6 separate regions of the Homo sapiens genome follow, and regions 1, 2, 3, 5 and 6 are each linked to region 4. Evidence: chromatin loops called from intact Hi-C (ENCODE). Cell type or tissue: OCI-LY7. All regions are shown on one strand. Each heading gives the region's core, and the rest is flanking DNA. Links, peaks and the distances in the headings are about the cores only.

Region 1 (5,342 bases), core at 762-4,761, 320 kb after region 4:
AAAGTCACATTTTATTCTCATAGATACTCCTGGTCTCAGTTGTGTAAGTCACAGGGTGAGGTTTGGCCTTCTTAAGCCCTGAAGCCACACTTGGTTTCTATCAAGACTCACAATGAAGATGCTTTATGCAGCAGAAGGATGCATTTCTCCTATGCTTTCAAAAATCAGATTTTCAGGGCAGTTTATACATGACTTCTAGTACACCTACAGCGCTGTGTGGGGGACTGAAAGGGACTCGAAGCAGTCTCTTTCATGGACACCTGGATGGAGTTCAGAACTGAACCAGCTTCTCAAAGGGCTACTCTAAGACCCCCAACCCTGCCAACTCCGGGTAAATCAGAGTTCACAGGCCAGACTCACAGAGGGCCAGGTGGGCTTCCCGAGTTGTACGTGCAGTGGGTCCCAGCCCAACAGCCCACCACTGCCTCTCTGAGGCTTTGCTACGCTCAGTCAGCCTGGGGTGCTCTTCAAACTGGGCCAGAATCCAGGAGGGCAGGGCATTTTCTCTGAAAGTTATACGAACTTCTAACCAGAAACATCTGGAAATACATGGGACTCTGCTGGATGCCTCTGGGTAAATCTCCAGCTCGGCCAGGCTGGGCATTCTCTGTATGAGCTTGTGAGTCACTGGTCTTTTTCTTATCATCACCCTCTACAAAATGGCCCTCCCCAACCTTCCTTCTCTCTTCTCTTCTCTCTCTCTTCTTCCTTTCCTTTCCTTCCACTGAACATGCCACACGCAGGGCAGTGAATGTCCTGTTCCTTCTCCATGGAATGTTCTTTCCCCAGATTCTGTAGGCACAGGGATGGTATCTTGCAGGGGGAACTTTGGGGAAGGGAGGATTTATACCAGAGGCGAGAAGCATGCTCTCACCTTCCCGTTGGACATTGCCCATGGAATGTCCCACAGGAACCTCCAACTTGGAATGTCTGAGAGTGGTCACTGCCCTCTTCCTGTGTCCCATCTCAGGGAATGGCACTGCTGTCTGCCCAGGTTCCCTGCCAGGTACCTAGGCACCCACTCCCCACAGCCTGGCCACAACCCCGCATCCTGGCAACCCTGGTACAAACCACATCCCCTTGAGCCTCGACTGCTGCTGACAATCCCCTAGTTTCTGGGCTCCAAGCCTGGGTCCCCTCCAGACCAAAACAGAGGCTCTGATCACAGCTCTAACTCTGCTGTCCTTGTGCTTTAAACCCATGACGAGTCCCCACTGCCTTCCATGGAAAGCGCAGATGCCTGAGCCTGGCACCCAGCATCTGCATCCTGGCCCCTGCCAGCCCCTCAGGCTCTGTCTCTCAGCAGCCCTGTCCCATGCAGGGCACTGGACCCCTGTGATTTCTCTAGAAGTACTGCGCTTTCTTGCACCTAAGGGACCTGCCCAGGAGCAAGTCCCCTGCCCCCAAGTCTCTCTGGATTTGCTCACTCTCTTCTTCCCGCTAACTGTGGGGCTTTCAGACCTCACCATATTCCTCACTTCCTCTAAGATGATGTCTCGGATGACCCAGCCCCACCACCAGGCTTGGATCAGTCAGGTATCCCCTTTTCCTGGTGCTCCGCCAGTGATCTAGGCTCATCTCTCTTATAGAACGTGGTATTATTATTTTTACCATTATTGCTGTTATCATTCACAGCACAGCCACCAGCACCACCAGAAGAGCTAATATATTTTGAGTGCCAGGTGCCAAGCATCGTCCTAAGCTCTTGTGTAATCACATTTAGTCCTTCTATCACTCCTACAAGGTAGAGACGTATTATATTTCCATTTTATAGATGAGGCAACTGAAACCCAGAGAGGTGGTCATTTAAGTCACAAAGCTAGCCGGTGGTGCAGCCAGGATTTGAACCCAGGTAACTGGACTCTGGAGCTTACTCTCTTCTCACAACATACTGTAACTGTCTGTTTACCCATAGATCCCTACCTCTGCTCCCTGAAGTTCAGGACTGTTGCCTTGCTCATCCTGGAATCCCCTGTGTTGAGCACCATGCCTGCCCCCAGAGCAGGAGCTCAAAAAATGTTTGCAGAACAGAAGCAAACCTGGCAATTTTGCAGTTTGCCCTGATGAGGGCATGTGGTGCCTGGCAGGGTTCACGTAAACAACACGATGATGATACAGAATCACTGTGTTATTTATCAGATAAACGCAGGCCCCACCCTTGTCTAAGCATCCCAAACCCTCCTCCTCTGGATCTCCATATTATCTGTCTTTTGTCTGTGTTCTCTTGCTGTTACTTTGCCATAAAGCTCCCAGGAGGCAGAGCGCCAGTTCTCACAAATCCTCCTCACCCTGGGGCACTTCCCTGAGTGCCTACCAGGAAAGGCTGTTGGTGGCTGACTGGGTATCCCATGGGGTGAAGGGTGGAATGAACTACAGGGCAATAACCCCAGGTCCTCATTCCTCCCCATGGCAAAGTAAGAAACATGGGACTGGAATATCACAGGCCACCCCGTTTTCCACCTGTGACCGTATTCAGAACTAGGGGCGGGAGAAACAGCAGGCATTTGGGTCCGGATCTTAAGGTCCAGCCCTGCCCTTGTTAGCAGCACAGCCTTGGGCAAGCTGACCTCTCTGAGCCCCAGTTTCTGCAACTATACAACGGGCCCGGGGTGAGATTTAAATGAATGACATTCATCTTGTGCCTACACAGGGCCCGGAACTGCTGGTCCTTCAGGAGGGATCGTGCCCCTGTGATCCTGAGGCCAACCATCTTTCTGATGAATTTTGGGGCTGAATTTTCCTCAAGCAGCTCTGTACCTCCAACTATTTCAAGATAGTTGGATTTAAAATTTTTAAATAAGAAAAATAAACAGAAAAGCACGTCCACTTCTGCAGAGAAGCATGGGCTGGGCCTGAGCAAACACCTCCCTGTGCCCCTCTGGCGCCAGTGCTGACCAGGTACCTCTCAATAAGCAGCTCTGCTGGCGGAAGCTGGCCCTCCTGGCAGGGGAAGCCCTGCTGCCTTCTTTGGAGGAGCAGTGCCCAGCCAAAAGCTACAGAGATTGCTGGTGGTGGCGGGGAGGAGGCATAAGCCCACATTCCTGGGCAGCCCCCACAGGCACACACTTTTGCCAGGGCTGGGCCATGGGGGCATGGCAGCCATCATGGCATCATCAGAAGGCTCAAAGCGCCCCCCGCTGGCTTTTCAAAGAAACCAGACCCATCACCCAACTCCTCCTACCTTACAACGTCAAAAGCAGGGTTCCCCTCCTCAGAGGCAGTATAGATAAGATCAGTGCAGCCAACCAATCTCCCTGGGTTGAATCTGGTTCTGCCACCTACTTAATGATGTGTGATCTTAGGCAAGTTACTTCACCTCTCTGTGCCTTAACTTCCTTATCTATAAGGTAGGGATAGTATTAGGTTGGCGCAAAAGTAATTGCAGTTTTACCATTACTTTTGATGACAAGAACTACAATTACTTTTGCACCCACCTAATGGAAGTACCAACCTCACAGAATATGCAAAGCATTCAGAAGACTGCCTGAAACACAGTGTGTGTCAAAGTGTTGGCTGCGACTCCCAACAACTGATCCTGGTTCAAGGGTTCCATCATGCAGCCCTGGGAGGGAGGGTTGAACACGGGGGAACTTGCTGGGTTTAAAGGTGCCCCCAGAATCAGGCAAGGCCCTTTCCTGATACCCACAGTCAGTGTTACTGCCTCCCACAAAGGCCTTATAAATGTCCCCTTTCCTCTTTCTTCCATGCCATGGGGAAATCTTGGATCTACTCTGAGGTCTTTTCCCTGTGGGATCTGGAAAGCTAGACTCCAGATTTTGCATCTAGCAAAAACAGTCTGGCCTCATGCCCTCCACAGCTACATTCAAGATATGTCTTATCTACATCATCTTCCAGTTAAAGAACCCGGTGGCAGAACAGCATTGTGGGAAGAGGACACACCCTGGAGACAAGGTGCATGGGTGGAATCCCAGTGCGTGACCTTGCACACATCACCTCACTGGTCTGGGCCTCAGTTTCCCCATCTCTCATAGGGCTGGTCATACCTACTACACAAGGGTGTGGAGCAAAGATTAAGTGAGACGATGCATGTCAAGTTCAAAGCACAGGGCTGACGCCCTCTTTGTGAACTACATGTAAGGAAATAAGTGCTTAAAAAAAATACTTAATACTTAGTTCCAGAAAGAAAGCTTCCAATTCCGATGTCACTGCAAAATCAGTCCCCATTTGTTTTGCCATCTGGTCTCATCAGTGATTAGGAAGCTGGGGAGGAGGATGCCAAAAAGAATCTGGAGACTGGGGGTATCAATAGATGATGTGAGCACCTGGGTGTGGCAAATGCCCCGGTGACAGCAACACCAATCGGATACCTGACTGAGCTCAGGTTTGGATATGGACACTTGGACAGGAGGGACATTTGGTGGCTAAGCCCCAAAAGGTGTTTTATTACCTAGTGCTGTGCATGACAGGCACTCCCGCCTGTTACTTCACCCTTAGACCCTTAGAGGGTGGGTTGGGGAAGGGAGAAGAGACGTGAGGAGACTCAGAGATAGGGCAAGAAGGTCTATTTCTAATGTGATGAAAGGTGAATTTTTAAAAAGTAAGTAAAATCCATTGATTTAGTTTTCAGGCCATCTATAAATGTCCCTGGGGTCAAAACTTACGAAAACCAGCCACTGAGTCTAGCTTTTCTGCCAGGACCCTGTCAAAGGCTGGGGAGGCCCTTAGGGAAATAGGGATCACTGCTTTCATCTTTCTGAGGCACCCACGTCTTTGGGAGAAGCCTTGCTGGGGTCTGGCTTATGGCACATAGGCGAACAGAAGGACAGGCTCCTGGCACAGCCAGGTCCATGCCAGCAAAGCTCACGAACCCCAGGGGGCCCAGCCACCACAGGGCATGGCCATAACCTGCCACCTCCTGCTTCTGAGCCACTGATGCTGAGGTGTACCCAAATAAAACTGACCACCAGCAGCGCAATCCTCTTCCCTGGAGGGACCGAGCATAGCTGTGGAGCTGGTTGCAGTTTCTCCTGCCCTAGGACAGAGGGGAGGATGTTGGGGTGGACTTTCTGCCATCACTGCTGATTCCCCCAAAATGCCACCAAAGGCCAATCTGCTGGGCTGCCAGCCCCTGGGGCAGGCTCATCTGTCTCATTCACAGCTCTATTCCCAATGCCCAGTACGTTGGGGATTAAACAGTATTTAGTAAACAAATGCACCTTGAAGGAGGCCGCAGTTGCGTTGGTGCAAAACTACATTTTGGAATCATGACACGGATGGACATTATGCCAGGGAAGGAAGGGAACTAAAAATAGGAAACCTTTACTTGGTGCTGGAAACTGGACACATTATACCCCGAATCCTTTCAACCCTGAGAGGTGGAC
Region 2 (5,175 bases), core at 1-4,000, 230 kb after region 4:
AGGTATATCTTACTGCCGTTAGAATATGGACGATGACCGGCCTTAGCTGTTTCCTGACGACAGGGGGCACTGTTTTGGGCAAAACAGCAGTCAGATTTCTCCCAGTCTATCTAAGTGTTCCTAGCAAAGGGGAGCCATCGTCCAAGGCTTCGGTTGCCTGACCGTTTGGAGTTTGATGGCTTCTAGGCATGAGAGAAAAAAAACAAGTTTTATAAGGTTAAGTATACATGGGTTATACGTGTGTTATACAAGGAAAGAATTTAGTGCCAAAGATTACAGAGATAAGTGAAATATACGAACAACAATATTGTACCTTGAATTGTATCACCCTGGTGAAAGAAATTAAACCTTATATGGGAGCGGATAAACTTTTAGAATGAGAGAAAACTGTTCTTGCCTTATCTTTAGCAGTTAACAGGTGCACTCTGGGAATTCTAGGGTTTGTAGGCTTGCCTGGGGGCCATTAAAGCTTCTTTCTCTTTCCTGCATTTCTCTCCCTTTGCTGGGCCTCCCTGTCTCTATTATAAAAGACCGAGGTGACTACTTTAAGGAGGTTCTCTAAAGTGCTATCTGGTCCCAGGACCTGTTTTTATAGCTTCCTCCTGATATCAGGGGCTGCCTGAATAATAAATTTATCCTTTGGGATTAGCTGTCCCTCAACTGAATCAAGAGATAAGAGAGGTGTGCTTTACGAAGGCCTCTCTTAGCCGCTCCAGGAAGGCAGTGGGATTCTCATCAAATCCCTGATCGATCATGGACAACTTAGTATAATTGCCGTCTCAGAGAAGGCTTGGTCTTAGTTCTACATATGCCCTCTATTATGCACACCTAAGGATGTCTCCTCTTCCAGTCTTCCACCTTGTCACTGGGATCCCATTTAGGGTCATACACTGGTACTGCTTCTCTTCCAATTGGATAATATTTACCCTCTTCCCTGACACTTTACATGATACAAAGCTCATCCCCAAATCTCTCTGCTACTTGCAGAACAGCCTGCTTCTCAGCGTCCATCAGGTTCTAATTCAAAAGTGACATAATGTCTCTCCAGGAGAGTTCAAATATTTGGGTGAAATTCTGGAAAGCCTCTATATATCTATCAGGGTCATCTGAAAACTTGCCAAGATCCCCCATTTGCTTTAAGTTCTGTAGGGAGAAGGGGACCTGGACCTTACTGGGCCCAAATTCACTGGGCATCTGTTGGAAAGGCAAGAGTGAGACTGGGGCTTGTTTAGAGTGATGATTTCTAGGAGGGGGTAAGGGAGAGGCTGAAGTTGGATAGAAAGGTTGGGGTGGACCCAGAGGAGCAGGGCTTGAGGGTGCTGGCTTCTCTGCTGGGGGTGCCTCTGGGACTCATGTCTTTAATTTCCTGGCCTTGCCACTTGCAGCCTTCCTGAGACAGCAAACACAGGGGCTAGGTCAATCCTACATTGTCGGCAAAGGTCGGGATTGCCTTGCAAGGTATAGAAAGCCTGCACGTATGGGACCTCAGACCATCTGTCCTCGCATCTACAGAAAAGTTCCAATTGCCATATGGTATTGAAATGAATGGTCCTTTCCTGAGGCCAAGCCAGTCCTTCCTGTAAATCATAATTTGGCCAAACCTTTGTGCAGAGAGCTATGAGGTGCTTTTCCTCCAGATTATGAGGGTCAAAGCAGTCCCAATGGTTCAGGATACACTCCAGAGGAGTATAAGCTGGCGGTGGTGAAGAGAACTGTTTGCCCATTCTGAAAGACAGGGAATAGAGGCTTCCCTCATTTCCCTTCCCTCTTTCAGCGAAAACTCAGGATGTGATGGAGAGAGAAAGCGAGCATCTTCCCTTCACTCTCTACCTCTTATCCCTGAGCCCTGGTGACCTTGGCAGGTGCTGGCCGTAGGTGCAATTGCAGTATGTACCCATGAAGCAGAGAAAACCTGGAGAATAGGAATTAAACGCTGTCACCTATGCCTCCCATTCTCCCTGTTGTTGGCAATCTTTGAGGTCCCAGGGACTGTTCATGCCATAAAGCATGGCCTCCTTCTGTGGGGTGGGTTTCAGTTGGCAGGAATTGGTCCTGCCCATTTACATTGTGCCTATTGCCTGGCTTTGAATCCCTCGCACCTGGTTTTTCTTTCTAGGGCTTCAGCCTGAAGCTTGGAATCGAGTTTGGGACTGAAAAGATATTTCAGAGGCTGTTTGTATCTGTTTAGAGTGTCTCAAATGAGCCCTGCTGAATTTGCAGTTCTCAGCCAGCAGGGGTCATTCCTCCCTTAACTTCCATATCAGAAACAGAGTTGGGAGGGGGAGCCCTCTCACATGGAAAAGGAAAAAACAGAAAAACAGTTTAAGGGGCAAAAAGGGGGAGATTCTGGGGGAAGAACCCCTTGCTTAGTGCAACTGGGTTCCTCTAATTCTTATATCTTTTTCCTGGTTCAGACTGGGTTGAATTCCTTGGCCAAAGGAGAAATGTTCCATTGACACAGCAGGCGAGAAGCGCCCTATCTGTTGACCCCGTGGGGTCCTGGCTACCACTGGTTTTCTCCTGCCCCCCTTGTGACTGTTGGGTTTGGCTTTTGCCTGCTGCAGGCATGCCCAGGTGCCTGAGCTGGGAGGGGTAAGAATAAGGAGAGGTGCCCTGAGCCACGCATGCCTGTGACTGTCGAGGTGGAGGCATACATGCACCTCTAGGAAAAAATTGGTCTGATTTGCACCTTTGGTGGCTGAGCCAAATGCTCATTTTACTTAGTAACATTGCCGCAGCCTGTAGCAAAACTCTTAATATTATAAAGAAAGAGATAAGAGCCATTTTAAACCATGTGAGAGAGAGAGAAAAAAGAGACAAAGTCTGGGGGTTTTGACTGGCCCAGTTAGGGCGGTTTAAAACTCTGTGAAGGGAAACAGAGCCTCTTACCCGCAGGAAAGAGAGAAAGGTGGTGGAGTTTCGGAAGAGAGGCAGACCCGACAGTTTCACATTCACTCACACCTTCCACAATCCTGGATGAGCCCCCAGTTGAAAAGGTAAAATTTCCCTTGTCCTCCTCTCAGGGCACGTGATGGGAGTGTAGTTTACTTCTTCAGTGCCCAGCTGCTCAAACCTCTAGGGGAGCATACAGACAGGCAGGCTGTGGGGCTCTGACCCCACAGCATTGTCTAGGGGTGAATGTTTGCAACTGAAGCCCCAGTGGGCATGTGTTACAGAGTGCTCTTTTAGTTTAGCCATCTGTAGGCAGCTTGTGCTAGCTCAATTAGACTCCTGCCTTATCGCAAGGACAGAGGGCTTTCTGTATCCTGGGTTCTTGTCTTGGTGTACTTGAAGAATCAGATTACACATGGGCTTAGAGAATGAGTGCAAGGTTTTATTGAGTGAAAGTAGCTCTCAGCAGATGGGGGAGCCAGAAGGGAGATGGTTTTCCCCTGGAGTCGGGCCGCTTGGAGGCCTGGGCTCTCCTCCAACTGCCCCAGCCAGACTCCACATCATTCTGCTGGTGGATGGCCTGCTTGCATGCTGGTGCCTGTTGGTGTGTTCCTCCTGATGTTCAGCCGCCCATATGTTCCTCCACTGATGTGCTCCTCTCGATGTCCAGCTGCCTGTGTGTCTGCCTGCTGGGGTCTCGGGGGGGTTTATAGGCACAAGATGGGGGCGTGGCAGGCCAGGGTGTTCTTGGGAAATGCAACATTTGGGCAGGGAAAAAAAAATGCCTGTCTTCACGTAGGTCCATGGGCACAGGCCCGGGGGTGGAGCCCTAGCCAAGGACCACACCCTCCTCCACACAGCACTTCCCTTCCCTTCAGCACTTCCCTTCACCTCTTCCGTATCATTTAAAGGGACCATGCCCCTCCTGGCACTTCCGTATCAATGTTATGAAATACATATAGATAGTAAAATGGTTACTATAGTGAAGTAGATTAAAATATCTGTCATCTCATGTAGTTATTTTTTTGTGTGTGACAAAAACAGCTAAAATCTACTTATTTAACAAAAATCCCTAATACAATATAATTTTATTAACTTTAGTCCTTATGCTGTATATTAGATCTTTAAATTTTGCCTTTTTATTTTCTTGACCATGTATTTTAAGAGCAGAAGTTCTAATTTGAATGAAGTTCAGTTTATCAGTTTTTGCAAATGATTAGTGCTTTTCATATCCTAAGAAATCTTTGCCTATCCCTCAGTTGTGAGGGCTTTCTGTTTTAGAGATTTTCTAGTTTTAGCTTTTATTTGAGTCTCTGACCATTTTGAATTAATTTTTGTGTATGGTATATGATAAGGCTTGAGGTTCATATTTTTCAGTATGAACATCCGGTTGTTACAGCACCATTTATTGGGAAGACTATCATTCTCCCTTGAATTATCTTAGCATCTTTGTCAAAAATCAATTTACTATATATATATATATGCAGGTCTATTTCTAGACTTTCTTCTGTTCCACTGATTTATATGTCTATTCTTAAGCAACTGTTGTTTTCTTTTGAGCCTTAACTTGTTGTTGATTTTAGTTTTAAAAAGAAATCATTTACCTTTTTTTAAAATTGCAAACTCTTCTGTAGGTAGCTCTCATACATATATTTTTATGTTGACAGGTATAGATATACTAAATAACCAAATGTAATGTAGATGCTTTTGCCACTGTGATTTCTGCCAAAATCAACATCCTTTTATTCTCTACTCTCAACATAGAGTTTTGGCATTTCAACAGCAGTAGTAATTATATCTACAAATCCTTATGTGATGCTCTATCTCAAACCTTCTGGAAGTCCAAGTTGATTATGTCTGGGTTTTCACACTTGTCACTTCTCATAGCTGCTTTTTCCAATATGTTAATTAATTAGGCATTTTTTCCTTTTGTTCTCTATGTTCTTTCTCTAAGCAATGACTTTAGACTCTCCCATGTCAAAACAAAATTCTTTTTATAGTTTTCAAATTTCTCAGTTATTTCTTTGCCCCTTTCTTTAATTCCCTCTCAATATAGTGAGTTTTCTTCTTATCACAGTTTTTGTTTTGTTTTCTTAACCTTTTTTATGTCAAAGGAGTTCAGAGCTATACTTCTGATTTTTTTTTACCTGCAATTAAAATTTTTTCAGGTAGTTTCACTTTCTAGAGATATCTATTACTCAATTCCTACAGATTTCAAAATTATCTTTCTAAATCTGTTTTCTGAGACCATATGTCCCCTACTTAAGAAATAGGTCTCTATAC
Region 3 (5,342 bases), core at 627-4,626, 370 kb after region 4:
ATCGGTTGCCATGGGGCAGAATTTATTTCCCAATGAGGTGGCTTCACAGGAGAAACACATCATACAGGTGAAATCCTAATGCCATATGGAGGATACCATTGCTATCTCTAGTCTGTCTCAGATTCTCCCAATGTCAGTTTGGTGAAAAACAAGACCATAAACACCAGAGAGATGAAATCTTTCACTACCAAGATCCAGGCCAAGACATTACAGGTGTTACCAAAACTGGGGTAACCAGGAGTCAACTGATATCAATGATCCACTTGTGTCCGATGGCCAGGGAGGGTTTGCTTGTCACCAAGGACACAACTAAAATACAACCATAACAAATGCTGCTGCTGTTTCTTCAGGCAGGTCAAAGCTTATAGAATATTACTGATCTTTTCTTTTGTGTGCTGCTGCCTCTACTCAGTTTGTGGCGGTTGGCCAGACAGATGAACACTTTTATTCCTCAACGGCATGCTCAGATGCAACCTCCTTTAGAAAACTTTCCTGATACTCTTGTTCCCTCACTTTGTCCCTCCCTGATGGAATTTGCTGTTCCCAGTGCTGTACAACATATATACTTCCAGTAGAGCCCAATCCCACATTATATTATTTCGGCATTTGTCAAAATATTATGCCAGTGTCTTTTTTAAAAAACCAAAACAGGCCAGGCGCGGTGGCTCACGCCTGTAATCCCAGCACTTTGGGAGGCCGAGGCAGGTGGAACACGAGGTCAGGAGATCGAGACCATCTTGGCTAAAACGGTGAAACCCCGTCTCTACTAAAGATACAAAAAAAAATTAGCCGGGTGTGGTGGCGGGTGCCTGTAGTCCCATCTACTCGGGAGGCTGAGGCAGGAGAATGGCGTGAACCTGGGAGGCAGAGCTCGCAGGGAGCCGAGATCGCACCACTGCACTCCAGCCTGGGCGACAGAGCGAGACTCCATCTCAAAAAAAAAAAAAAAAAAAAAAAGCAAAACAGACAAAAAGAAAAAAGAGGTATATGAGTGTTTCTAGACCTATCAGACTGAAAAACAGACTTCAATTGTCTCCCAAGTAGCAACTGGGACTACGGGTGCATGCTACCACACCTGGCTAATTTTATTTTTTTCTGTAGAGAAGGGGTTTTGCCATGTTGCCCAGGCTTAGCATGTCATTTTAAACTTTGTATTATTTCTGAAAGTAATGAAACTATATCTCTTTTTTAAAAAGCAGCTTGAGATATAATTTATGTACCATAAAATTCATCCATTTAAAATGCACGATTTAGTGGTTTTTCATGTATTTACAGAGTTGTGCAATCATCGCTGTAACCTAATTTTAGAATATATTTATCACCCCCAAAAGATTCTGTCTATGCCCTTTCTAAGCCCTATGCAACCACTAATCTAGTTTCTGTCTCTATAGATTTATCCATTCTGGAACTTTCACATTAATAGAATCATATCATATGCGGTCTTTTGTGAGTAATTTCTTTCACTTAGCATAATGTTTTTGAGGTTCATCCATGTAGCATGTATCAGTACTGCATTCCTTTTTATTGATGATCTATTTCTATGTATCCTATCATTTAGATGGTAATGCATGAAGTTACTCATTACAAAGTCATTAGACAGCCCAGCTGTACTCACTGCCACCCAGTGATGTGTTACTAGAGAAGTGTTGTACCTTTCCTTCCAGGTACTCCACAACAGGCTGGTAAGAGACTGCAAGAAGAGAGAACCTTTAAACTGATCAAGCACTTGCCTTGCACTAGATGTCTTCATTTATTATCTCAATTCATCCTCACAACAACCCTTTGAAGTAGATATTATTATCCCCAGTGTTATTGAGGTCCAGAGACTTTAAGAGACTTGTCCAAGACCACACAGCCATTAAGTGGCAAGACTGAGATTCAAACCTAAGATCTGTCTGCCCCTAACATCTATGCCTTCTTCACCTGAACCCTTCACTCACAGCAGGAACAGGGGGGCGGGGCACTCAAAGATGTGGGCCCAGCTAGTCAAGCTTTGCTTGCACGTGAGAACCCGGGGGAGTGTGGTATAAGTTAAAAGTCAGGGTGACCTGATGATTTCAAACGTGGTTTGGGTGGGCACATACCAGAGGAGGAGGGATTGAGAGGAACTGACTTTACTGAGTGCACAGCATTTCCTTCCCACATGGAGCAGGTGCAGGAGCTGAATCACTGACCCAATAAGCAGAAATAAACCCTCGAATGACAGGACACCAGTGGGAGGCTCCACACTTCTGCACTTCTGCCCAGTAGGCAAAAGCAATGGTGCTTCCTAGCAGAACATCCTTACTTCTGTGGTCTGACCAGGCCCCGCAGATTGGCCCCTGTGTGCCTGCCTGGCCACATGTCCGTCCCCATCCCCACATTCATCAGGGTTTCCTTGCACAGCCTTTGTGTTTGCTTCTTCCAGCCACCAGGCTTGCATCTGCTGTGGTGCCCTTGCACTTGCTCTTCTCTCTGCCTCAGTATGTCCCTGAGATGTCCCCATGGCATTTGCATGTCACTCCAGTGTTGAGAGGCAAGAGCGTGGCTTAAGAGCAACACCCACTGGCTCACTCATGCTATTACTACCTTGTATCTTCTTATATATCTATTTGCTATCACCTGCGTCCTCTCAACCAGAAAGTATGCCCCTTGAGAACAAGGATTACACAGCCTTATGCACTGCTGTATCCCTGGGGCCTAGCCCAAAACCCCTGCACACAGCAGGAGTCCAGTTGATGCTTGGTGAGTCGATGAATGCTCAGAGGTTCAAGTCACTCTAAAGAAAGCAGACCAGTTGGTGGGGCTTTGCAAATTATAAGGTGGTCCAGCAGATAACCCTGATTCCTGGGGCAGTAAAAAAACAAACCAACAACAAAAACAAACCAGAGGGGTTTTGTTGTGGGGAGGCCTCTTCCTCTGGACAGTCAGGGCCGCCACCCTTTGACAAGAGTCAGAGATGCTGTGAGGAGCCTGCCATGATTCTGGCAGCCCTGTGGGGAGCTAATTAGGATTTTCCATGGGGCGGGGCTCCATTGCGTCTTTCTCTGTGCTCTACCATGAATTACACATGGCAGTTTCCAAAAGGGAAAGAAAGATGCCTGCTCTCTGCAGGGCAGGTGATAGTGCTGGCTGTCCCTGCAGCTGGGGCTCGGCGGCCCCAGTATGTTCAGGCCACAAATCCCACTCAAAATCCACACAGGCCTGGCCCCCCTCACCAGCTGCTGGGGTCTCATCAGCAAATGACTTCGCATGAGGGCTCTCTCCATTCCCAACTCTTCCTTCTCAAACCACACACGGGGCGGAGGTCAAAGAAGAAGATCTGACTCCAGAGTTCTGCTCAAGGGAGACTGCGGCTCAGGGGGATATGGAGCAGGACGCGGAGGCTCCGGGGCCTGAATTGGTTCCAGGCCTCGGTGGGTACCCTCCCAACGGGTTTACAGACAAACGTATATGCCCTCGGTCTCCCTTCGCCTCTCTCCTGGCCGGTGGGGGCTGTAAACTGTGGAGAAGGCATTTGGGGTCCTGAAGTCCTCACTGCTAAATTCTACTTCCCTCAGATAGCACTGGCTTCTGGAAATGGAACTTTCTGGGTTGGAATCTTGACTTGATCATTTACTAGCCAGGTGACCTTGGACTGAATCTCTCTAAATTCCAGTTTCCTCATCTGAGTACTACGAAGATAGGAACATCCACCCTCACAGGTCGGTTGGTGGCCTTTCCTCCTCCTTCATTCAGCTAATGTCTACTGAGTACCAACGACATCATGGGTGCCCTCTTACGAGCTGGTTTTGTCTGGAGAATCTCAGGAGAGATAAAAATAGCGGCGAGACTGTGTGAGCTAGAGCGGGAGAAATTAAAATAACCCTAAGACTGTGTGAGCTAGAGTACGTGACTTTACCTCTCAGTCTGTTTCACAAACTGAATGAAATGGGGTCAATGCCACACTCCTGAGGACTGTTTTGAGTATTTAATTCCAAACGTAACCGAGAGCCTGACGCACAGTAGATGCTCAATTAATGCTCATTGTCACTCTCTGAAAATATAAAATGTGGTTTTTATCTCCCCCACCGTGAAGAAAAATAAAAACCTTGTCCTTTCATTCCTTGGCAGCCTTAACAAGCATGAAGAAATAGGGTGTTTTGTTATGCAGAATTACTGTAGCAACGGATAACTGATACAATTGCTGAATCAATTCAGTAATACCTCCAGTATACCTGAATAGTCTAATTCATTTGATGTTTTTCATTTATTAAACTATGCCTCCATTTCCTCATCTGTAAAATGGATTAGTTGAGAAGACTAAATGAATTAAATCATGCAAAACATTTAGAACAGGATGTGGCCCATAATAAGCGCAGCATGTTAGCAAGTATTTTCATAAATGCCCTTCATTTGTTAGGCAATGTCTCACTCTGGGGTTATGGCAGTCAATAAGAGCCAATGTCCCTGTTCCCCTAGAAGTTCCATTCCAGAGGTGGTGAGAGAGACACCAGACAAATAAGGTGTTTTCTTTCAGTGAATGGAAATGTTGGGGAAGGATATACCTTTCTAGGCAAACCTTTACAATATGTTATTAGAACATTTTTCTTTCTCCATTGGGCCCTAAGATAGGCCAATAGAGATATCCAGCAATAAAAGTTAAATGTAAGGTTAAATTCTAGAGGTGATGAGAGAGACACCAGACAAATTAATGAGCAAGATCACTTCTGATGGTGACAAGTGCTATGAAGACAATAAAACAAGGCAATGCAAGAAGCAGTGCCTGGAAGGTTGGAGAAGGCCTCTCAAAGGAGGTGATATTTCATCTGAGACTTGATGAGAAGGCACCAACCACAGAAAGATCTCAGGGAAGTATGTTCCAGGAGTGGGAACAGCAAATATGCAAGTCCTTTGGTGGAACCTGTTTGACATGTTTGAGGAATGTGGGCCAAGAGGCTGGAACAGCAACTGAGGGACAGGGTGATATGAGGTGGGGCTGGAAGGCAAGCAGGGCCCCTTGGAAACAGAATCATCTAGCCCTCTGCCATTGAATCTCTAACCGCCCGTCTTGGCAACATGGTACCCAAGGAGGAGGGGAAGCTGTGCGCAGCTATGCGCCACATTTGAACTTCCGTGAATCTGCAAATGGACCAAATTTCCCTACCTCTCTCTCTCTGCTCTATTCCCCCCAAATTCCTAGTGGTTTCTCCCACTTTCAAATGGACACCCTGAAGGAGAAACATCACATGACCTGTGAAAGGCTGATCAAACAGAGTTGCTATTTAGGCTCTAGGCTCCAATAGGGGCTATAAATATCTTGGGCCTCTTTTAATATAAATGCTGTCACAAAAGACTGCCTTGATCTGCAGCATTCACAAGAA
Region 4 (5,342 bases), core at 749-4,748:
CTGAAGGATATTTTTGTTGGGTATAGAATTTTTGGACGGTATTTTTCTTTTATCATTTTAAGTATTTCATCGTATTGCCTTCTGGCCTTCATGGTTTCTGATAAGTCAACTGGTAATTTTATTAAGGACTCTTTTGTATGATGAGTTCCTTCTCTCTTGCTGCTTTTGAGATTTTCTCTTTGTCTTTTGATAATTTGTTATGATGTGTCTAGGTGTGGAGCCTTTGAATTTTCCCATTAGAATTTGTTGAGCTTCTTGGATTGTGCATTCTTGAAATGTGCAAATTAATGTTTTTCATCAAATTTAGGAAATTTTCAGCTATTCTTTCTTCAAATATTTTTCCTTTCCCTTCTCATTCTCCTCTCCTTCTGGGATTCCTTTTATGCATATGTTGGTATAGTTGATGGTATCCCATAAGTCTCTGAGGCTCTGTTCATTTTTCTTTATTCTTATTCCTTCCTGTTGTTCAGGCTTTTTTCACCTTCTTGAATTTGCTATTGGGTCCCTCCAGTGATTTTTTAATTTCAGTTATTGCACTTTTCAACTTAAGCATTTTTATTTGGTTCTTTTTAAAATAATTTTTATCTCTTCATTGATATTCTCTGTTTGGCAAGACATTATTCTCTTTCCTTTAATTCTTTAGACATGGTTTCCTTTAGTTCATTGAACATATTTACAAAAGCTTATTGAAAATCTTTCTTTAGCAAATCCAATGTCTAGGCTTCTCTAGGGATGGTTTCTATTAGCTGCTTTTTTTTCACCTGTTTATAGGCCATACTTTCCTGTTTCTCTGCACGTCTTGTAATCTTTTGTTGAAAGGTGGTCATTTAAAATAATAGAATGTGGTAACTCCAGAAAGCAGACCTTCTCCCCATCTCCCTTCACAACATTTGTTGCTGTTGCTGCTGCTGCTTTTTGTTGTTGTTGTTCAATGACTTCCTTGACAATTCTGTAAAGTCTTTATTTTTTATTGTTTGCCACTACTGAAGTCTCTGTTCAGTTACTTTAATGGTCATCTAATGATTGGGCATAGATTTTCTTAGACACCTTGAGCCAATAAGTCTCCCAGCATTTGTGAGGGGGCTCTGTGTGTGTGCTGGGATATACCTTCAGTGCTCCAGCAGGCAGTTTACAATTCTGCCTTACCTTCACACTTCCTGCCTGCACAGAGCCTCAAAGTCATCCAGAGTTAAGAGATAAGGGCCTTCTGAGGTCTTTTCTGGGCACATGCACAAGCCCTGCTTGTATATTGGTCTTCTGGATTCCCAGGAATATGTCAGAGCTTTTCAATGCCTCTTATGGATATCTCATTCCCAGTTATTCCTCTTGTTTTTTGGTCAGCCATTTTTTAGTGGCTGTGGGCAGCTGCAATATTAAATAATTGCCACTGATTATTTTTGACAAATGTCCCAGGAATAGGGCTGTTTGTGCATAACAAGCTCTGAGTCAGATCTAGTAAAGACAAGCCCAAGCCAGGCATGGTAGCATGTGCCTGTAGTCCCAGCTACTCAGGAGGCTGAGGCAGGAGGATCACTTTGAGTCCAGGAGTTTGAGGCTGTGATGCACTTGATCAGACCTGTGAATAGCCACTACACTCCAGCCTGGATAACATAGTGAGACCCTGCCTCTAAAACCAGAAAATCTCTGAGAGTAGAGCTTTCCAGGGAGCTGCCAGGCAGGCCAAATAGTAACAGTTCTTTGGGATGAGGCTTGTGAAGAGCTCCAGACCCATTTCATCCCCACCAGAGGCTACTAGGCTGCTGGTTTTCACAGCTACCATACTTGCAATGAAGTTGGCTTTTCAAGGCTATTGCAGAGCTTTTGAGAAAGATGGGAATAAGGCAGTTAATACACCATAAAGCTCACTTTTCTTACTGTGATTCAGCTATTCTTCTTGAAATGGATTATTGCAAGCCTTTGGCTAATTTCCAGAGTTCTGAGAGAAGTGATTTTTTAACAATATTTTCTAGTGTTCTCATTGCTTTTATGAAGGAGTGGATTTTCAGAGGTCCTTACTTTCCTGTCCCAGAAGTACTTCTCACCCATTTGTTTTTAATAAGAATTAGGCAAATCTGAAAAGCAGTTTAGCATTATCTGGTTAAGAACATGAATTTTGGAGTCAGACCAACCTAAGTTTGAATCCAAGTAGCATGGCTTACTAGCTGTGTGACCTTGGGCGAGTTACTTAACTTCCCTAAGCCACAGTTTGCTCCTATTATTACCCTCCATTATTATTACCTCCATTATTATTATTTCCTCCATTATTTTTACCCTATTTATAGAGTATATAATTTGATTCTCCTAACAACTCTCTGTGGTGGATGTTATTATGTAATATTATTATTACCCTATAGATTGGGTAATTATTACCTGCAAAACATTCTAGTATGCACATAATATGAAATACGTCTTCTGTTACTTGACTCATATCACCCAATTTATAGGGTAATAATATTATATAATAATAATATATAATAATGATATCTACCTCAGAGAATTGTTAGGAAAATCAAATTAGGTGTTATACATTCAGCATATTCCAAGAATGATAATTTCAGAAAAGTGGACTGTTTGCAGACACTGAACACATCAATTCCCATGAAATTTCCTTCATTATAACCCACATAAACACAATGGAAATAGCTCATAGATCATGAGCACTCAGTGTGGGAAAAGGCAAGAGACCTTCTTGCTATTTTTTGTTTCTTTTTAAAGCACTGACAATTCCTCTCTGTGAAATAATTTTTTAAATAATTACATTTCCTTTTTAATACCTTGCATTGATATATTACCTCAGTTTTTCCTCACAGTAACTGCATGAAGGCAGTATCATTATCCCCATTGCATTGTTGAAAAAAACTGAGCCTCATCAAAGTTCATTGACTAACCTCAATTTGCTTGCCAGCCACTGGCAGAGAGTACAATTTACGCAACACATGTGTAACAGACAAAAAGTGAAAACAGAGAGGAACTTAAGGAAAGCAAACTTAAAATGGCACCAGTGTAAAAGGAAACCTATTGACAAAGGCATTTTCAATGATTTCAATGAAGGCAACAGCTGCGCTCCACCAATGCTGCCACTAGATGGTGGTGTTTCCATTATCTAGAGGTCTTGTGAGTTACCTTTTATCTGTTAAGAAAGAAAATCTGAAATCTGTATAAAGCCTGGCCTAGAGCACTTCTGTCTTCACAGCTTCTACCCTCCTGCCCCAGTGGCCAAGGCAAGCATCTTGAGGCCCAAATCTCACATATGCATGTCTTCTGTACAGTCGGAACTAGAATGTCATTGACTTCTCCCTCTGCATTCGTGAATATGCTTCTTTATTGCTGTTTGACATCAAATTGGTAAACACGGAAATCCATTGAATCTATTAATATACTTCTCTCAGATTTCAAAGGAGGTCAATGAAATCATGGTAAAAATGCCATACCAGTGTTTCATAAATGGACAGTTCACAGATGCAGACGATGGAAAGACTTACGACACTATCAACCCAACAGATGGATCTGTGAGTAATTCTTTAGTGTGAGTAGTGATCACTGGTCATGGATTTTTAGTTAATACACCATTGTAAAAGAGGCAGTCTTAAGAAGCCCTTTTATTCTCTCACTCTGCCTCTAAGTACTTCACACAAATGTACTTCATGCTTTTCTTTCAATGACTCAATTCTGGTACCAGCTGCTATTAACTGTAGTAACCTATTTTATAGAACATTTATGATAAATTTAGACAGGTAGCTTTACCTATACACACCAGAGGCACTCATCTGCATAGAGATATATGTGAAAAAACTTTCCAGACTTTGAAGACTCATGGCAAGAAATTCAGCTTTCCTAAAGCACTGGAAGAACTACAGTCTTCCAATCTTCCTAAATGTGTTCTTCCATAAAGTAGTATGATATGAGAAGTACTAAATTTCTGGTTCACAATTTTCATATTAAAATTGTTCTTTTTCTTTACTGTAGTACTAGATATACTCATTTCTTATCATAACTTTTTTTAAAATCAGTAATACTCTATTTTTTCTATTAATACAATATTAATTCCAAGAACCATATTTTCATATCTCTCATGGGGCCTATTTTTACTTACCTTGAAATAGACAATATGCAAAGTATCCTACGCTTCTTTGGCGGATGTTGATAAAGCAGTAGCAGCAGCAAAAGATGCTTTTGAAAACGGTGAATGGGGAAGAATGAATGCAAGAGAAAGAGGAAGATTGATGTATAGGTATTTCTATTTTTTATTTTTTTATTTTTTAGAAAAGTAACTCTGGTAGAGACAGGGGTTCACTACGTTGGCCAGGCTGGTCTCAAATTCCTGACCTCAGGTGATTCACCTGCCTCAGCCTCCCAAAGTGCTGGGATTACAGGCGTGAGTGGTGGCACGTGCCTGTAGTCCCAGCAACTCAGGAAGCTGAGGCAGAAGAATTGCTTGAACCTAGGAGGTGGAGGGTGTAGTGAGCCGAGAGTGCACCACTGCACTCCAGCCTGTGCTAGAAAGCAAGACTCTGTCTCAAAAAAAAAAAGGAAAAAAAAGAAGCAAAACAAAGTGAGTCTACTACCTTTGGATATTGGCTAACATTGCCAAGATTTTAAAAATTCCTGCAAAACATTCTAGTATTCACCTAATATGAAATATGTCTTCTGTTACTTGACTCATATTAAATCCTATATATGTTGATTATGTTAGTATTGCTTGCATCAGGCAGGTCCCAGCTGGAAAAGAAGTTTAATAAAGAACTGTTCACAAAGACGTGGCCGAGGTCAAAGAAATCCAATAAAGGATACTGAAACATCCAGGCAGGGCTAGCAGCAGGGGGAAGCTGCTATGTCAAGGTCTGAAGGGACAGGGGAAGGAGCTGTTACTGGAATCTGGCAAGATCTGTAGCTATACGAGAAAACCACACTGCAGTGGAGGGACATGGCAGCTTCTGAACCACAGCCTATCAGCGAGGGAGCCAGGGAATCCAACTCCCCAGCCACTTTTTCCTTCAGTTCACCAATATTCTGCGGGTGCCTCCCAGTGGTCTCTCACTGGCCAAGCCCAATGGGAGAGCAAGGGAGCCAGGTGATGTAATCTATAAAGGTCATTCACCAGGGTCAAGGTCACAGAGCAGGGTGGAGAATGGATACAGAGAGCGGCAAGTGGAGAATATCCAGTACCCTGTTGTTTTAAAAAAACATTTTATATCCACTTGATGTGTAAGGAATAGGAACAAGGAAGAAAAATAATAAGGACTGGGAAGAATATTATAAATCAGTAATGAAGGATGCCAGGAGTGATTAGATTCAATCATAAATTCCATTTGCTGTTTACCTAAAATCCAATATCGGACCTA
Region 5 (4,000 bases), core at 1-4,000, 670 kb after region 4:
GTGGCTGTTTTTATAAGGGCACCAATCCCATCATAACAGCCCAATCCTCATGACCTCGTCTAAACCTAATCACCTCCCAAAGGCCCCACCTCCTCATACCATCACCTTGGGGGTTAAGTTTTCAGCATATGAATTTTGAGGAAACACAAACATTCAAATCATAGCACTGGGGATATAAAGATAAAACCACATGAAGCCCTTTCCCAATCCTTATTTATTTTGAACTGAATCTGTTTTCGCAGAGTGCTACACTGAATAATGGCCCCCAAAGACATCCATATCCTAATCTTTGAAACCTGCGAATATGTTACTGCCCATGGTAAAAGAAAATTTGCAGACAGGTTATTAAGGATCTTGAGATGAGAAAACTATCCTGGATTATCTGTATGGGTCCAAGGTACAAATCCTTAAAAGGATGCAAGAGGATCAAATTAGTAGCAGAAGATGGGGTGACAGAAGAAAGAGGTTGGAGAGATGTAAGAAGGGGTCACAAGGCCAGCAACGTGGATGGCCTCTGGAAGCTGGGTAAAGCAAGGGAATGGATTTTCCCCTGAGGTCTCCGGAGAGAACACAGCTCTGCCAACATCTTGGTTATAGACTTCTGACCTCTAGAACTGTAAGAGAATAAATTTGTGCTGTTTTTAGCCATTCTATTAGTAGTAATGTGTTAGAGCAGCAATTGAAAACAAGTAAACCTATGCTAGGGCTGGGATGGGAGAGGTACAAAAATTAGTGACAATAGGAATGGCAGGGCATGGTGGCTCACGTCTGTAATCCCAGCACTTTGGGAGGCTGAGGTGGCGGGATCACCTGAGCTTAGGAGTTTAAGACCCAGCCTAGGCAACATGGTGAAACCCTGTCTCTACTAAAAACACCCCCCTCCAAAAAAAATTAGCCAGATGTGGCAGTGCACACCTATAATCCCAGCTACTTAGGAAGATGAGGTGAGAGGATCACTTGAGCCCCAGAGGCAGATGTTGCAGTGCACTGTGATCATGCCACTGCACTCCAGCCTGGGTAACAGAGTGAGACTATGTCTCAAAAACAATAATAATAATAATAATGGCCGGGCGTGATGGCTCACGCCTGTAATCCCAGCACTTTGGGAGGCCAAGGCGGGTGGATCACAAGGTCAGTAGTTTGAGACCAGCCTGGCCAATATGGTGAAACCCCATCTCTATTAAAAATATAAAAATTAGCTGGACATGGTGGTGTGCACCTGTAGTCCCAGCTACTCAGGAGGCTGAGGCAGAAGAATCACCTGAACCTGGGAGGCCGAGGTTGCAGTGAGCCAAGATCGTGCCACTGCACTCCAGCCTGGGTGACAGAATGCGATTCCATCTCAAAATAAATAAATAAATAAATGTGATAAAATAATAACTGCCAATGTCCATCAAGCACTTACTCGATGCTGGGGCTGGCATGGTGGCTCCCTGCCCGTAATCTCAGTGCTTTGGGAGGCCAAGGTGGGAGGATCACCTGAGCCCAAAAGTTGAAGGTTACAGTGAGCTATGATCGTATCACTGCACTCCAGCCTGGACAACAGAGCAAGATCCTGTCTCTAAAAAAATAAAAAATAAAACTTCACTACACTATGAGATGAGATGAGTGTCTTTATTATCTCCAGATGACAGTTGTGAACCTGAGGCTCACGAAGGTTAAGTAACATTAAGTAACATTCCTAAGAGGGCACCATAGCTGTGGGTGGTCAAGACAGGATTTGGACTCAGTCCAGAATCTAGCAAAGATGTGTACAAGTCTTGCCCAAGGCACACTGCTAGCGGCAGAGGCAGGACAAAACCTTGAGCCTCCCAACTGACTCCAGAGGACTCTTTCCCTAAAGTATACTTAACGTGGTGGGGTAGATCAAAGTATCTGCAGGGGGCAGGATCTGGAAGGGGTGTGGGCATTGAGCCAGCCTGGAAGGGACGTGGAGCCCAGGGTAGATTCTTTAAGATTCTTTACAGGCCTGGCCGGGGTGTTGACACTTCATAACCACACAGAGGCTCCGCGTGGGCATGCTTGTCTCAGCAGCCCACACGGAGGTAGGTGCTTCTGACATCTCGCAGGAGCCTCCAACCAGCACCACCTCTCAAGCCTTCCCTCCTTTGTCAGTAGGGAAGTCAGAGAAAGTATTACCAAGTCCACCAACCCAGAGCTCGTGGGGTCCTTGCAGCTTCTAGACTCTAAAGTGCATCTCACTTAAAGAACAAATGCCCCACAGACCAAATCTAGCTAAACAGAGGTTCTTCGGTCCACTGTTGGCCTCCAAGAGCAACTGTATGTTTTGAGCGCCACCTAGTGGTACCCAGGGCCCCCAGCGTTTTTGACTTCTCAAACCTGCCCTTAAGGACGGAGCTCCTACCTCCCGCCTCGGAGGTCTCTCCAGGTAGGCTAAGGTGACTTAGAGGACCGCCAGCCCCTTCTGGTTCCAGAGCTCTTCAGAGAGGTCCAAGGCCAACTGGTTCCTCGAAACTGTGGGTTTACATCGGGACTGCCCCATCCTGGGCTCTGCCTGTCAAGAATGCTGTCCTGGATTAGGGCACAGGAGAATGCGTTTTGTCATTGATCTGGAGGGAGGGAAGGCATGTGGAGGAATCAGCATCTCATTTCAATGTGAGAGAAACTAATGGAGGGAAGAGAATTTTTTAAAGCTAGTGAGAACACACATTCATTTGACAACTTAGTTAAAAAGGACCGATTCCTTGAAAAATACAAATGACTACAACTCACCCAATGTGAACTAGATAATTTGAGTATGCCTACAACTGTTAAGGAAATCGAATTTGCAATTTTAAAACTCCCAAAAAAGAAGTCTCCAGATCCAGATGGTTTCACTGAAGAATTCTACCAAATGTTTAAAGAGGAATTCACACCATCTCTCTACATTCTCTTTCAGAAAATAGAAGAGGAGGGAACACTTTCCAATTCATTTTATGAAGATAGTATTTCCCTGATATTAAAACCACAGATAGGAATGAGTACAGTGGCTCACATCTGTAATCCTAGCATTTTGGGAGGTCAAAGTGGGAGGATGACTTGAGCCCAGGGGTTCAAGACCAGCCTGGGCAACAAAGTGAGACACTGTCTCTATAAAAATTACAAAAATTAACCAGGCATGGTAGCATGTGCCTGTAGTCCCAGCTACTCGGGAAGCTGAGGCCAGAGGACTGCTTGAGCTTAAGAGGTTGAGGCTGCTGGCTGGGCACGGTGGCTCACACCTGTAATTCCAGCACTTTGGGAGGCCGAGGTGGGCGGATCACTTGAGGTCAGCAGTTCGAGACCAGCCTGGCCAAGATGCCGAAATCCTGTCTCTACTAAAAATACAAAAATTAGCCAGGCATGGCGGCACATGCCTGTAATCCCAGTTACTCAGGAGGCTGAGGCAGAAGCATCACTTGAACCTGGGAGGCAGAGGTTACACTGAGCCAAGATCGCGCCACTGAACTCCAGCCTGAGCAACAGAGAGAGACTCTGTCTCAAAAACAAACAAACAAATAAATAAAACCAAGGTAGTAAAAAAAACCTACAGATCAATATCCCTCATGAATATATACATGAAAATCCTTAACAAAATATTAGCAAATAGAATTCAGCAATATATCTCAAGGATTGTACAGGATGACCAACTGGAGTTTATTCCACAGATGAAAGGGTAGTTGAATATTTGAAAATCAATCAATGCAATCCACCATATTAACAGGTGAAAGAAGAGAAATAATATGATCATATAAATTAATGCAGAAAAAGCATTTGACAAAATTCAGCACCCATTTGTAAAAAAAAAAACTTACAAAACTATAGCTAACACACTTAATGCTTGAAAGACTAAATGCTTTCCCCCACAAAATTAGTGACAAGGCCAGGAGGTCCATTCTTTTTTTTTTTTTTTTTTTTTTTGAGACAGAGTCTCACTCTGTCACCCAGGCTGGAGTGCAGTGGCATGATCTCGGCTCACTGCAAGCTCCACCTCCCGGGTTCACACCGTTCTCCTGCCTCA
Region 6 (4,000 bases), core at 1-4,000, 180 kb after region 4:
CCCTATTCAATAAATGATGCTGGGGAAACTGGCTAGCCATATGTAGAAAGCTGAAACTGGATCCCTTCCTTACACCTTATACAAAAATTAATTCAAGATGGATTAAAGACTCAAACCATAAAAACCCTAGAAGAAAACCTAGGCAATACCATTCGGGACATAGGCATGGGCAAGGACTTCATGACTAAAACACCAAAAGCAATGGCAACAAAAGCCAAAATAGACAAATGGGATCTAATTAAACTAAAGAGCTTCTGCACAGCAAAAGAAACTACCATCAGAGTGATCAGGTAACCTATAGAATGGGAGAAAATTTTTGCAATCTACCCATCTGACAAAGGGCTAATAGCCAGAATCTACAAAGAACTTAAATTTACAAGAAAAAAATCAAACAACCCCATCAACAAGTGGGTGAAGGATACGAACAGACACTTTTCAAAAGAAAACATTTATGCAGCCAACAGACACATGAAAAATGCTCATCATCACTGGCCATCAGAGAAATGCAAATCAAAACCACAATGAGATACCATCTCACACCAGTTAGAATGGCGGTCATTAAAAAGTCAGGAAACAACAGGTGCTGGAGAGGATGTGGAGAAATAGGAACACTTTTACACTGTTGGTGGGAGTGTAAACTAGTTCAACCATTGTGGAAGACAGTGTGGCGATTCCTCAAGGATCTAGAACTAGAAATACCATTTGACCCAGCGATCCCATTACTGGGTATATACCCAAAGGATTATAAATCATGCTGCTATAAAGACATATGCACACGTATGTTTATTGCAGCGCTTTTCACAATAGCAAAGACTTGGAACCAAGCCAAATGTCCAACAATGATAGACTGGATTAAGAAAATATGGCACATATACACCATGGAATACTATGCAGCCATAAAAAAGCATGAGCCCACATCCTTTGTAGGGACATTGATGAAGCTGGAAACCATCATTCTGAGCAAACTGTTGCATGGACAGAAAACCAAACACTGCATGTTCTCACTCATAGGTGGGAGTTGAACAATGAGAATACCTGGAGACAGGGTGGAGAACATCACACACCAGGGCCTGTGGTGGGGTGGGGGGACGGGGGAGGGATAGCATTGGGAGAAATACCTAATGTTAATGATGAGTTAATGGGTGCAGCACAGCAACATGGCACATGTATACGTATGTAACAAACCTGCACGTTGTGCACAAGTACCCTAGAACTTAAAAAATGTATATATATATATATATATATATATATAAAATACAGGTATATTATTTGCAGATTTGGATATTTAAATTACCATTAAGTCATTTATAACACATTTTTCAGCTGCTTGCAAATACCAGATATCTCCTCAGTTAAAGACAGTGGTAAGAAAGTAAGAAAGAGAATGCCGTTGAAGAATGTTATCATGATAAACATGGCAATTGTTATAATGTTACAGAATTAAGTACTATGAGATTCCAGAAGATAAACAACTATTGAGGAAAATAATGCACACTGACCTTTACAATTTTATTTAATTAATTAATTAATTAATTAATTTTTTGAGACAGAGTCTTGCTCTGTCATCCAGGCTGGAGTGCAGTGGTACGATCTTGGCTCACTGAGACCTCTGCCTCCGGGGTTCAAGTGATGGTCGTGCCTCAGCCTCCTGAGTAGCTGGGACTACAGCTACTACAAGCACACGCTACCATGCCCGGCTAATTTTTTGTATTTTTAGTAGAGACGGGGTTTCACTGTGTTGCCCAGACTGGTCTCAAACTCCTGAGCTCAGGGAATCTGCCTGCCTCGGCCTCCCAAAGTGCTAGGATTACAGGCGTGAGCCACCACGCCCCACCTGAAATTTTATTTTTTTAAATTATACAAGGGATAAACTCTCCTTATAAAAGACTTAATCATAATGTGTTGCCATCTAAAGCTTTCGGTATTTCGAATGTTATATAGTGATGCATACATAATTTGACTGGATCAAGAAATAAAAAAAGTAAAATGGAATGTTACTATCACAGATCATGATTTTGAAAAATAATATTATTAAATATTGCTTAGGATTTTCTAATCTTTGTCTTCTGAAAGTTGGCTCAAAGTAATTCAAGATGAATTAACTAAAATAGTCTTTTACATTTTTTCTGTATCATTGATTCTCCTAAAAATATATTTTTTGTGTTACAGATCAATCCCATAGTTAATTTGTTAAAGGTATTTCTAAAGTGTCTGTGTTCAGATTGCTAAAGTGTCTGCTCTGTGCGCACTAGGGGGCCTCCTAAGATCAGCAGTTGGATGCCTAATATTTTTATTCTGAATACAAAGATTAGGAACAGGCACATTTAAATTCCAAGACTCCATTCATCCTGCTGAGAAGCTTCAGGTTTATTTCCTGATAAACTTATAGTTCAAGTTTATTTCCTGAACTATTTTGAAAACACTTAGCAGTCTTTAGAGATAAAAAGAGGATTTTATGATAGCAGTAGGCTTTAGTTATAGAGGCCATGTATTATATAGTGCTCAAAGAACTGGACATTAAGAAAAGTCTTATGGTCTCAATTCATCAAGAAGATATAACAATTGTAAATATATATGCACATAATATCAGAGCACCTAAATATATATATGATCAATTGTTAACAGATATGAAGGGGGAAATAGACAGTAAGACAATAGTAGTAGGGGACTTCAGTACCCCACTTTCAACACTGGAGAGATCATCCAGACAGAAAATCAATTAGGAAGCATTGGACTTGAACTACACTTTAGACCAAATGAATCTAGCAGATATGTACAAAACATTCCATCCAACAGCAGCGGAATACACATTCTTTTCAAGTGCACGTGGAACATTATCCAGGATAGATCATATATTAGGCCACAAAACAAGTCTTAACAAAGAAGACTTTGAGAAGATTGAAATTTAAGAGACTGAAATCATATCAAGTATCTTTGATGATCACAGTGGTATGAAACTAGGAATCAATAATAGGAAAAAAACTGGAAAATTCAAAAACATGTGGAAATTAAACATCATGCTCCTGAACAACCAAGAGGTCAAAGAAGAAATCCAAAAGGAAATTAAAAAAATATATTGAGACAAATGAAAATGGAAACACAACATACCAAAACCTAAGGGACACAGCAAAAGCAGTTCTAAGAGGGAAGTTTATAGCGATAAACACCTGCATTTAGAAAGAAGAAAGATCTCCAATAAACAAGCTAATGTTACACCTCAAGGAACTAGGAAAAAAAGAATAAAGTAAACCCAAAGTTAGCAGAAGGAAGGAGTTAATAAAGACCAGAGCAGAAATAAATCAAATAGAGAATAGAAAAATACATTAACAAAACTTAGTTGGCTCTTCTAACATATAAGAGTGACAAAGCCTTAGCTAGACTAAGAAAAAAAAAGAGAAGACTGAAATTAAAAAATCAGAAATAAAAGTGGAGACCTCAGAAATAAAAAAGATCACTAGAGACGATTGAACAATTTTAAGCCAACAAATTAGATAACCTAGAGGAAATGGATAAATTCTTAGAAACATATACCTGCCAGAATTGAATGAGGAACAAATAGAAAGCCTGAACAGACCAATAACAAATAGTTATTAAAGTAGTAATTAAAATCCTCCCAACAAAGAAAAGCCCAGAACCAAATGGCTTCATGGCTGAATTCTACCAAACATTCAAATAGTACCAATCCTTATCTTCCAAAAACATAGAACTAGAGGAAATACTTCCAAACTCATTTATTTTTATTTTTAGTTTTATTTTCAGAGATGGGGGTCTTGCTCTGTTACCCAAGCTGGAGTGCAGTGGCATGATTATAGCTCACTGCAGCCTTGAACTCCTTGGCTCAAGCAGTCCTCCCACCTCAGCCTCCCAAGTATCAGGAACTACAAGTGCATATAACCATGCCTGGCTAATTTTTAAATATTTTGTTGGAGACAGGGTCTCACTATGTTGTCTAGTCTGGTGTCAAACTCATAGTCTCAAACAGTCCTTCTGCCTCAGCCTC

What was found. Hi-C counts contacts between places; a loop is a spot of excess contacts. Peaks named below come from ENCODE experiments on the same cell type or tissue, not always from the same donor. Only the 100,000 strongest peaks of a DNase experiment are listed, where the experiment ranks them.
Region 1: a loop joins it to region 4, with 3 times the contacts of the local background. A loop is called at or near these places in 12 of 110 quality-filtered maps.
Region 2: a loop joins it to region 4, with 2.5 times the contacts of the local background. A loop is called at or near these places in 4 of 110 quality-filtered maps.
Region 3: a loop joins it to region 4, with 7 times the contacts of the local background. A loop is called at or near these places in 14 of 110 quality-filtered maps.
Region 5: a loop joins it to region 4, with 10 times the contacts of the local background. A loop is called at or near these places in 94 of 110 quality-filtered maps.
Region 6: it touches region 4 in a loop (5-fold over the local background); 31 of 110 quality-filtered maps call a loop at or near these places.

What each region holds. Positions count from the first base shown.
Region 1 is chr12:104,731,682-104,737,023 of GRCh38, reverse strand. The region is part of intron 2 of CHST11 (carbohydrate sulfotransferase 11); the gene reads right to left. Among named protein-coding and RNA genes, the nearest start is that of MIR3922, 140 kb to the right of the region's middle. In OCI-LY7, for the core only: CTCF peaks have their summits at 2,933 and 3,139 (motif pointing left); no DNase peak of the experiment used is centred there.
Region 2 is chr12:104,822,671-104,827,845 of GRCh38, reverse strand. All of the region lies in intron 10 of SLC41A2 (solute carrier family 41 member 2), which reads left to right. Among named protein-coding and RNA genes, the nearest start is that of SLC41A2, 130 kb to the left of the region's middle. RefSeq lists a silencer at 3,161-3,455. In OCI-LY7, for the core only: CTCF peaks have their summits at 63 (motif pointing right), 2,066 and 2,265 (motif pointing right); no DNase peak of the experiment used is centred there.
Region 3 is chr12:104,677,441-104,682,782 of GRCh38, reverse strand. All of the region lies in intron 2 of CHST11 (carbohydrate sulfotransferase 11), which reads right to left. Among named protein-coding and RNA genes, the nearest start is that of MIR3922, 88 kb to the right of the region's middle. In OCI-LY7, for the core only: a CTCF peak has its summit at 2,531; a DNase peak (open chromatin) is centred at 2,522.
Region 4 is chr12:105,050,979-105,056,320 of GRCh38, reverse strand. ALDH1L2 (aldehyde dehydrogenase 1 family member L2) reads left to right here. Exons shown (of 23, transcript NM_001034173.4): 11 at 3,390-3,509; 12 at 4,104-4,231. Among named protein-coding and RNA genes, the nearest start is that of ALDH1L2, 31 kb to the left of the region's middle. In OCI-LY7, for the core only: CTCF peaks have their summits at 2,874 and 3,079 (motif pointing right); DNase peaks (open chromatin) are centred at 3,110 and 4,140; H3K4me3 peaks cover 358 bases; H3K27ac peaks cover 738 bases.
Region 5 is chr12:104,380,318-104,384,317 of GRCh38, reverse strand. LOC105369949 (a long non-coding RNA gene) reads right to left here. Exons shown (of 4, transcript XR_007063432.1): 2 at 2,366-2,532. Among named protein-coding and RNA genes, the nearest start is that of CHST11, 75 kb to the left of the region's middle. In OCI-LY7, for the core only: a CTCF peak has its summit at 2,298 (motif pointing left); a DNase peak (open chromatin) is centred at 2,287.
Region 6 is chr12:104,875,552-104,879,551 of GRCh38, reverse strand. All of the region lies in intron 6 of SLC41A2 (solute carrier family 41 member 2), which reads left to right. Among named protein-coding and RNA genes, the nearest start is that of SLC41A2, 81 kb to the left of the region's middle. In OCI-LY7, for the core only: CTCF peaks have their summits at 2,053 and 2,252; a DNase peak (open chromatin) is centred at 2,251.